2 separate regions of the Homo sapiens genome follow, and region 1 is linked to region 2. A link is a loop called in an ENCODE intact Hi-C map of the cell type or tissue named here. Cell type or tissue: IMR-90. All regions are shown on one strand.

Region 1 (5,000 bases), 290 kb before region 2:
ATAAACAAAAAAAGCAAAGTTGGAAGGATGAAAATACAAGCTTTCTCAGTGGTTAAGAGAATATGGCTTACGTCCAAGGCCAAATTGGAGCAACATATTCCTTTCCATCTGTATTAGTCATCAATTGCCACATAACAAATTGCCCCACGATTTAACAGCTAAAAACAGTAAACATTCGTTATTTCACACCATTTCTCTGGGTCGAGAAGGCAGGAGAGACTTAGCTAGATGGTGCTGGCTCAGGGTCTCTCAGGAGGTTGCAGTCAGATGTCAGCCAGTGCTGCCATTATCTGAAGGCTCGCTGGGGCTAGAGGAGTCTCACAAGGTGGATTACTCACATGCTCAGCAAGTTAGTGCTAGGTGTGGATGGGAAGACTCAGTTTGTAGCCACGTGGGCTTCTTGGGCATCCTCACAAGATGGCTTCTAGCTTCTCCCAAAGTGAGCAATCCAAAAGAGAGCCAGATAGAAGCCACAGTGTCTTTTATAGCCTAGCCTTGGAAGTCACATGCCATAATTTCTGCAGTATCTATTGGCTCCATGGGTGGGCCCTTTGTCATAGAAGGAAACTAAACAGGTTTATATATACCAAGAGATAGGAATCACTGGAGGCTGACACCACACCAGCTGTATGGGGACAGCCATTTTCATCCTTGTGATGAACAGCAAGCAAGAGGGAGAGAAAATGAGCAGGGTCTATACTAGCAAGACCGGCGGGAACAAGCCCTTGCAGGCCTTAAGAAAGGAGGGAGCCATGCACATATCTGGGAAGAGTATTTGAGCTGGAGTGAAGAGCCAGTGTGAAGATTTCAAGGCCAGGGGTATCCTGGGATATCTGAGACCTGGGTGGTTAAATTATGTGGTTTAATTCACATTTTCCTGATGAGGAGTCATATTCTATATTTTTTCTTATGCTTATTGGCCGTTAGCCTACCTTCTTTTGTCAGATGTCTAGTCAAATTTTTGCTGATTTATTTTTATTTTTATTCTTTGTCTCCCTCAAATCATGGAATTTCTTTTCTTCTCTGATTTTTTCATAAGGTTGGATGCCTTCTTCTTTTCAAGTGTTGCCCAGGCATGGTGGCTTTTGCCTCTAATCCCTATACTTTGGGAGGCCGAGGTGGGAGGATCACTTGAGCCTAAGGGTTCGAGACCAGCCTGGGCAACATAGTGAGAGCTTGTCTCTACAAACAATAATTTAAAATTAGCCAGGAATGGTGGTGAGCGTCTGTAGTCCCAGCTACTCGGGAGGCTGAGATGGGAGGATCACCTGGGCCCAAGGAGTACGAGGCTGCAGTGAGCTATGATTGCACAACTGCACTCCAGCCTGGGCTGCAGAGTGAGATCCTGTCTCCAAAACAAAACAAAAAAAAGTTTTTAGAGCTCTTTTTTGTATGTTCTGAGTGAAAACTCAAAGAGACAGATATATTTTCTTCCAGTTTCTGGCTAGTTTTCATTTTTTTAATGATGTCTTTTCATAAGTTGCGGTTTTTCATTCTGCTGAAGTCCAGTTTATCCATTCTTTCATTTGTAGGTAGTGCTTTTTGAGTTTCAATAAATACCAAATCAGACCCCTCCCCCGCTACAAAAAAAAAAAAAAAAACGATATGGAGTATCTGGGCATACCAAACTTCACTGCGTGGACGTGGAAAGTAGGTGACTACAGTCCAAGGCCTTGGGCCCACCGCGCTTTTGTGAGGAATACATGCAGACCAGTGTGGTAGAGTTTTTCACTTGCTTATTACTTTTTCAGTTAGGAAATCCTCAGCTGAATTGTACCCTTCTGCTCCACTAGCAGGGAGCTCTACAAATATCCCACTGCAAACAAGATAAATCGCCAGACGTGTCAAACACAATGGCTTCATTTCCTCACTCCACACTCCTTGCCAGTCTGCCACCCTGAATCCACACAAGCAGCTGGGTGTGGTCATCCATGTACTGAACCAACATACATTTTTGTTCTTCTCTCACGCAGTCTCTCTGCAGCATTTTACCCTAGACCATTCCCTCTTCAAAACATGTTTTCCCTCGGCTTGTATGATATCAAGAGCTCCTGGTTTTGCTTCTACTTATTTAGCCATTTCTCCTTGTTCTTCTTTGCACCTTAACCTCTTCCACTTGGTGATTATGCTGGTCTTGGTCCTCTGCCATCCTCTCATCTTGCTCCACACTCTCCCGGTGGGAAATCTCTTCCAAGCTCATGGCTTCCAATGTCACCTATGTGCCCAGCACCTCCTAAATCTGTAACTCCAGCCTGGCATGCTCCCCTGACCTCCAAACTTACATTTGCAGCTGCCTGCCTGGCGTTTCCACATGACTGTCCCAATGGCACCTCAAACTCAAGTTATTTAAATCATGGACTCAAGCTCTACATCGCCCTACCCCAAACCCTGCCCCAAACCTCATCTTTTTCCCACGTTCCCTCCTGCACTTGATGGCACCATCATCCGTGTAGTTCCACAAGATCAGAAGCCCAACCCCCTCCTTGCCCTCTCTCCTATGTGCACTTAGCATCACGGCCTTTGGTCTCCACCCAATGCCCTCTGCCTCCCGTCCTCTCTCTCTATCACCATCACCCTAGCCGGAGATGCTTGTCTCGTTTGCCTGGAGAAGAGCCTCCTAACTAGTCTTTCCATCTCTAGCTTCCACCTGCTCCAGTCTCCTCTCCACCCATATATGGGAAGATCTCTTCAAACTAAAGCTAACGATGCTTCTGCCAAATGCCTTGCTCCTGTTCCTAAGTGAAAGCCTGAAATCTTTCATAGCCCTGGGGATCTGACACCTCCTTACCTGTTCAGGCCCATTCTGTGCTATGTTCTTGCTCTCTACTTTCCAGCTATTCTGATCTTTCATTTTCTCAAAAACATAGAAAGCATGAACTCCCTTTCACCAGGGGGCGCTTTAGCAAGCAGTTCTTTCTGCCTACAGCATGCTCTCGCTCACTCCCTTCACTCAAACGACTTTGTCTCATCCCTGTGGATGCCACTTCCTTGGAAATGCCTTCTCTGTTGTCCTCACCCCACAGTGGGGCAGGGCTCCACGGAAACCCACCTGAGCACAGACCACTGTGCTCTGCATGCTCACTGAACTGAAGTCTGTGTTCCCTGCCGACCTGAAACTCCACAAGGAAGAGACTGGCATGTCCCCAGCAATGCCTGTAATGTGCCAGCAGTGTATTTGTGGATAAAAGGAAGAGAGGAAGGCAGAAAAATGCTGACATGTTGAGCTCTGATTTAGGGCAAATAGAATAAATTCTTTTATTTCCCAGTCTGCTGTCTTTCCCTCTAATGTACAGCAGATTCTTTCTTAATGATGCTGGCGGTCTCTCCATTTCCCACTTACATGACTGAAGTGTAGACTCATCCTGAAATTATTCATTATCCAGAAACATGGGGCTTTTGTAAAGTAAATTTTACCTCAAACCATATATTTGTGTGTACAGCTGTTTAAGCTATTCAGGCTTTCTTGTTTCCAAAAATTCAGATTCAGGAATAATAAAACAAGGATTCTTGTTTTCACCAATAGCTACAAACTTTAGAAGTTCACAAGGCTTGAGTGCAGTAGTCATTATAATAAAGAAATTTTGGCCGGGCGCAGTGGCTCATGCCTGTGATCCCAGCACTTTGGGAGGCCAAGGCGGGCAGATCACCTAAGGTCAGGAGTTCAAAACCAGCTTGCCCAACATAGCAAAACCCCGCCTGTACTAAAAATACAAAAATTAGCTGGACATGCTGGTGCACACCTATGAACCCAGCTACTGGGAGGCTGAGGCAGGAGAATTGCTTGAACCCGGGAGGCGGAGGTTGCAGTGAGCTGAGATGGTGCCACTGGAGTCCAGCCTGGGTGACAGAGCAAGACTCCGTCTCAAAAAAGAAAAAAAAAAAAAAGAAACTTTATCTTAAATTTCCAATCTTTTTTTTTTTTAGATGGAGTATTCACTCTTTGTTGCCCAAGCTGGAGTGCAGTGGCACCATCTTGGCTCACTGCAACCTCTGCCTCCCGGGTTCAAGCAATTTTCCTGCCTCAGCCTCCTGAGTACCTGGGATTACAGGTGCCCGCCACCACACCCGACTAGTTTTTATATTTTTAGTAGAGACGGGGTTTCACCATGTTGGCCAGGCTGGTCTCGAACTCCTGACCTCAGGTGATCCACCTGTCTCGGCCTCCCAAAGTGCTGGGATTACAGGCATGAGCCACTGCGCTCGGCTGACTTAATCTCCTTAATTGTGTTGAGAATTCTCTTGAAATCAAGTATGTGGTATCTTTGCCAACACCAATTCTCTGATTCACCCAAAATCAGCTGGGTGCCCAGCAGTTTCATTTTATTATGACACTAGCTATCCAGATTTAGGAGCAGACTCGACAAGTTTAAAGGCTCAGTTCCACAAGACTGACCCCCACGTCAGATGCCAACCCCAAGTACTGAGTTCCCAGGTTACCTACACCTCTGTCTGACTTGCTACAAATTCGTGGGTTCCCACAACCTCATCCTCAGTGGGATAATTTGCTAGAACAGCTCACAGAACTCAGGAGCACACCTTACTTACTATTGCCCGTGTATTATAGGGACACGGTCAGGAAGAGCCATATGGAAGAGATGCACAGGCTGAGGTTTGGTGTTAGGAGGCATGGAGCTGCCGTGCATCTCCAGGCACACCACCCTCCCTGTATCCCAGTGCACTCACCAATCCAGAGCTCCCCCAGCCCCATAGGTGAGGGGTGTTTATGAAGATTCCATTACATAGGCACGATTGATTATATCATTGGCCATGGTGATTTGACTCAGTCTGCAGCTTCTCTCCCTTCCCCAGATGTTGGGGAGGTGTGCTGAAAGTTCCAACCCTCTGATAAAGATTTGCTGTTTCTGGTGACCAGCCCCTAATACGAAGTTATTTAAGGCCCCGAGCCCAAAACCATCTTATTAAGATAAACCCAGGTATGGTCTAAATGAGTTCTTATCAACGACAAAAGACACGATCATTCAGGAAACTCCAAGAGTTTT
Region 2 (5,000 bases):
TTCCTACTTTGTCTTCTCTGATACCCCTGTGACAGGGGAGGGGTCTTCAGCTTGGCAAGGGTGAAGTCCAGGCTCCCCACTTGGCCTTTGCTAATGTGGGTGGTGGTGGGGCCATAGTTTTTTCTATGGTGTCTGGCTAGAGTAGAGCAGTTACTGTTTCAAAATTTTCTGTCTTGCTAGGCTGCCCATCTCTTGATCCTTTGTCAAGGGAGCAGAATTTTTGTTGAGGCTTTCTTTGGTCTGTACTTGACATTTCCAGGTTGCCAGCTTCTTCAGTTCCAACTTTGGGTATACGAGGCAGAAAAGAAAACCCTGAACTTACTACTTTTAGGTCACTTGGTTACAAGGTCCTTAGGTGGTCTGCTTTCTTCCTTACATCTTTGAGAGTCTTCTTATGCTTGTTTTTACATGTAATATCCAGGGTGTTTAGATGTATTTAGCAGGAGGAATAGGGAAAACTGTATCTGCTTCATGCTTCCACAAGCATAAGTCCAATCATTTACTTTAGTGGATTCATTTTTCTTTTCTTTTTTTTTTTGGTGAGACAGTCTTGCTTTGTCACCCAGGCTGGAGTGCAATGGTGCAATCTCAGCTCACTGCAACCTCCACCTCCCGGGTTCAAGAAATTCTCATGCCTCAGCCTCCTGAGTAGCTGGGATTATAGGTACCTGCCACCATGCCTGGCTAATTTTGGTATTTTTAGTAGAGACAGGGTTTCACCATGTTTATCAGGTCTTGAACTCCTGACCTCAAGTAATCCACCAGCCTCCGCCTTCCAAAGTGCTGGGATTACAGGTGTGAGCTACCATGCCTGGCCCTTTTTTTTTTTTTAATTGAGGCAGGATCTTATTATGTTGGCAAGGTTAGTCTTGAACTCTTGGCCTCAAGCAATCCTCTCACCTTGGCTTCCAAAAGTGGTAGATTTCAGGAATGATCCACTGCATCTCGCCTAGTGAATTCATTTTGATGACAAGAAGAAAAAGTTATCTATTAAACATGATTAAATAATTATTCCAATTCTCTTAAAAACATCCATAAGTTTTTTTGGTTGTTTTTTCACATCCATAAGTATAACTAAAAAAAAGTCACACAAATCATGGAATTTACTCTTACCTTGTTCACTGCCATTTGCACAAATGTTAAGATTGACATATGCACAAGCAGGACCAGGAAGGGAAGATCCTCTGGTGAGTGTAATTTCCAGTTCAGATCCCTTCAACTGAGCACATGAGAACGTATGACTGAGTAACTGTGGCACCTGACTGCAATGTGCCACACCATCGTGTAACACAGTGACTTCTCAGTAACAACAAGAGCTGTACACAATTGATAACATATTCAATCTCATTACTCAAAGTATCAAAAGCTACAATTTATATCCCATTTTTCTTCTCTTCTTATCCTGGTTTCTTAAAAATATATGCTCACTTAAAAAAAGTCAAATAATTACACAATATGCAAAATACAAAATGAAACTACACTGCAACTCGCCTCACTGAAAAAATAAACAGCCATCATCAGCCCCTCCTTGTCTTGTCCTACTTGTCTCATAGAATGAGACCGGAGCAAATGATTAAGCAAGTGACTGAGGTATATTTTAAATGATCAACTTTTTTTTTTTGAGACAGGGTCTTGCTCTGTCGCCCAGGATCGAGTGCAGTGATGCAATCTCGGCTCACTGCAACCTCCACCTCCTGTGTTCAAGCGATTCTTCTGCCTCAGCCTCCCGAGTAGCTGGGATTACAGGCGTGTACCACCATGCCCAGCTAATTTTCGTATTTTTAGTAGAGATGGGGTTTCACCAGCCCAGGCTGGTCTCGCACTCTTGACCTCAAGCGATCTGCTCGCCTTGGCCTCCCAAAGTGCTGGGATTACAGGTGTGAGCCACTGTGCCCAGTCTAAATGATCTACTTCTAAGTTATAAGCCAATATCTTCCCTACCTTAATATCATACTTTCATAAGTATATCTAAAATTCCTAGATGTAACAACAGAAATGCTATTGTAATCTTTCTTTTTTTGTACTGTACTTTTATGGAGAACCCACTACCAGAAGAGTTAAATGTTTTTCAAGCCAATTGCTATTTACTTTTAATGATAATTACCAGAATCCACACACTGCCTTTTCTAGTTTTAGAAAAAACAGGCCATTTTATTTCCGGGCAAAGCTCATGTACCCTCCTGGCTACCTTCCTCAAGAGAACTGTTGTGAAAACAGTTCCATCTTCCCTCCCTGCTCCATCTTTTCTGAGCTTCCACTCTCTGACTCTACCCACTACTGTCCAGAGCAATACTTCAAGACAGAGTGCTGTGCCGATCTCTACTGTGGGACAGAATATCAACACGTGAGTACACAAAGTCAAACCTAATCTGAAACCCTTTAGTAGTAGTTCAGTGGAACTCAGGACTCACCTGTGTTTTTTCTTGAATAAGGACTTTATCCGATGGAGAAACTGGATATGGTTTCAAGGGAGCCTTTATGGTGGTAAATATGAACTCTGTGTGGCTTTCAATAACACTATTCAGATATGTTCCTTCAGACTTTGCTTTATAGTACACTGTGATTTCATCAGTTGGAACCAGATTGCACTGAAAACACACACAGAAAAATTTAAAAGGGAAGTACATTCTATTAATCAGAACTGAAGGAAGGTACTGTTGAACAAGGGCTACAGATCCCATGCTGAATCATCACAGAAGGGCAGTCACCCTTCCCTCCCTGCTGGGTGATCCGTAAGACTAACTGCACTCAGTACATGATTAACTTTGTGTCTTTTTCACCACTCTTTGGGGGATAGGGCATGTTTCTTTTCCTAGAACAATCAGTACCTCATGAATGTTGAAACCAAGAAATTACTTAGAACCCACTTACAAAGCTCTGAACTGATTCAGAGGTCACAAGCACCCACTCATCTGCTGGAACAGCCTCCTCAGACCTTGAACCGTCTGGGAAGAAAGATGTATGTTAGCTGTCACTGCCCTCTACAGGGCAAGAAATTCCTGATTCTCTCACTAGCAGGGGCTTTGCAGCCCCTCTGCGCTCCAGGATGAGCTCCCTGCATATTCCTCAGCTCTCTAATAAGGAAAAACTACCCAACTCTGTCCAAATCCGGGAATCTCCCCTAAGCTAGAAGCCTGTCTATGCTGACTGCACCTCTGCCCTTCTGCAAAGACACTATCAGCTCTGATTACCTTCTGCTCCAGTCACAGGGGATATTCTGTAGAAGCCCAACGGAGCTAAAAAAAAGGATGGGAAAAGGCACAGGCTGGCTGAAAGCTACGACTTGGGAGTGAACACGTGGGGAGAGGAAGAGGAGTGACTTTTCTGCAGAATACATTCCAAATGGACTATGGATTAGTGATTGTTATGCATTGATCACTATGGTTTATATTACCTGCCTCTCCTATCTTCTCCAAACAACCAAAACAAACAAAAAGCCAAAACAGTAGCTTATTCTTAACTGACAAACTAACCTTTTTGCGAAGTTTCTGTATGCGATTGATGACTTCCCGAGCCATTCCTTCATCTACCATTGACTGGTCAGGAGTGACATCTAAGAGGACCAAAGCCTGTGGGAATGAACAGTGCACACCATGACAATCAAATAAGGAGAAACACTTCTTCCCAACTCAGCAAAATGTTATTTAAATCTGGAGAGTCTATAATGCAGCACTATTTTTTCACACAAATGAGCAAAAGCAATAAAATTAATCTAGTTTATCATTCAGGTACTTCTTCATAATCAGCTAGTCCTCTGTCTCTGGAGAAAGGTGTGCAGGTTTTTGTTTCTTGTTTTTTTGTAGGGTGCTGCTCACAGGAGATGCCCTGGGACCACCTCTTATCAGAGTCCCTCACATGACTCTGCTTTTTGGCCATCTAAGAAGTAATATCAACTCTTCTAATAAGTAAGATCAATAATCATGAAGCCCTTGGAGCAGCACAGCTTTTCAGGCCACAACAAGTGGATCAACGGCCTCAGCGCAGTCAACTCCAAGTGACTTTCCTATACCATGACCCCTGTGATCTTCAGGTTTGTCAGAACGACTCAAGACAAATTCTACAATGGACCACAAAACTTTCTGTGACTTAAACTGCCATATTTTTGCTAAGGTTAATGTTTCTATCTCATCTATTCTGAAGGTTGCTGATTATGATGTAGCAATAATGACACTATCGCTTCTGTTACACAGCATGTTGCAGAGTAAAATATACTCTACAAAAGACTTGTACATTAGGCATCATCTCATTTACCTTTGAGTAAACAGAGAAGTTAAGAAATGACTCACTTCATAAAGGCATCAGAGGTAGTGAAATGCATGATAAACTCAAAATTCCAGTCAGTGCAGGGCCACTACAACATGTAAGCCATGTCAAGAAACTCAGAAGCATCACATGACACTTTTGTAAGGTGGACAACTTTTCAGGCCCCTAACATCTGCTGTAATGAGGAAGAACTGCCCACTGTCAGTGTTTAGAAACCTCCTCCCTGCCTTCTTTCCCAGCTACGATACCTCCGACTCCTTGCCACTGTCTTCCCACGTAGAGTTCTGTACACATCTAACTTAAGCGCCTGGGTAAAGGACTGAGGAGGTCGACCTTCCTTTCATGGAGGTGCTGCTCTACCTTCCCCTGCACATGGTATGCTAAGCACAGAGGGACCCCTGCAATATCCCCAAACCCACATGCGAGATCTTACAACTATGCTGACTGGGGATGTCTGGTCAGGACTGCAAAGAGATAGTCTCTTCTCCAATATGGCAAAAAATATTGATCCTGGAATCTAAAACAGTTTGTATATTCTCTTGAAAAGAGTGTTCCCTGACCACTTTTCACCCTACACCTATTTTTGGATAGGAGCCCTCTGTGTACTTATTTCTACCAGATAACTTATCAGGTAGAATACTAAGAACTGGCTTAATTTCAGGTGTCCTTGACTGACTCATTCCTTGAAGGGTTCATTTTTGTGCAACCCCACACTTGGGACAATGACTGACATGTAG

The links. Hi-C counts contacts between places; a loop is a spot of excess contacts. Peaks named below come from ENCODE experiments on the same cell type or tissue, not always from the same donor. Only the 100,000 strongest peaks of a DNase experiment are listed, where the experiment ranks them.
Region 1: a loop joins it to region 2, with 10 times the contacts of the local background. A loop is called at or near these places in 2 of 110 quality-filtered maps.

What each region holds. Positions count from the first base shown.
Region 1 is chr9:91,952,040-91,957,039 of GRCh38, forward strand. No RefSeq gene overlaps it. Among named protein-coding and RNA genes, the nearest start is that of ROR2, 4.3 kb to the left of the region's middle. RefSeq lists an enhancer at 2,768-3,062. In IMR-90, a CTCF peak has its summit at 2,897 (motif pointing right); DNase peaks (open chromatin) are centred at 2,922 and 3,352; H3K4me3 peaks cover 309 bases; H3K27ac peaks cover 1,473 bases.
Region 2 is chr9:92,239,743-92,244,742 of GRCh38, forward strand. IARS1 (isoleucyl-tRNA synthetase 1) reads right to left here. Exons shown (of 34, transcript NM_002161.6): 28 at 3,474-3,569; 29 at 2,412-2,588; 30 at 1,114-1,219. Among named protein-coding and RNA genes, the nearest start is that of MIR3651, 50 kb to the right of the region's middle. In IMR-90, a CTCF peak has its summit at 2,980 (motif pointing left); a DNase peak (open chromatin) is centred at 2,699; H3K27ac peaks cover 3,615 bases.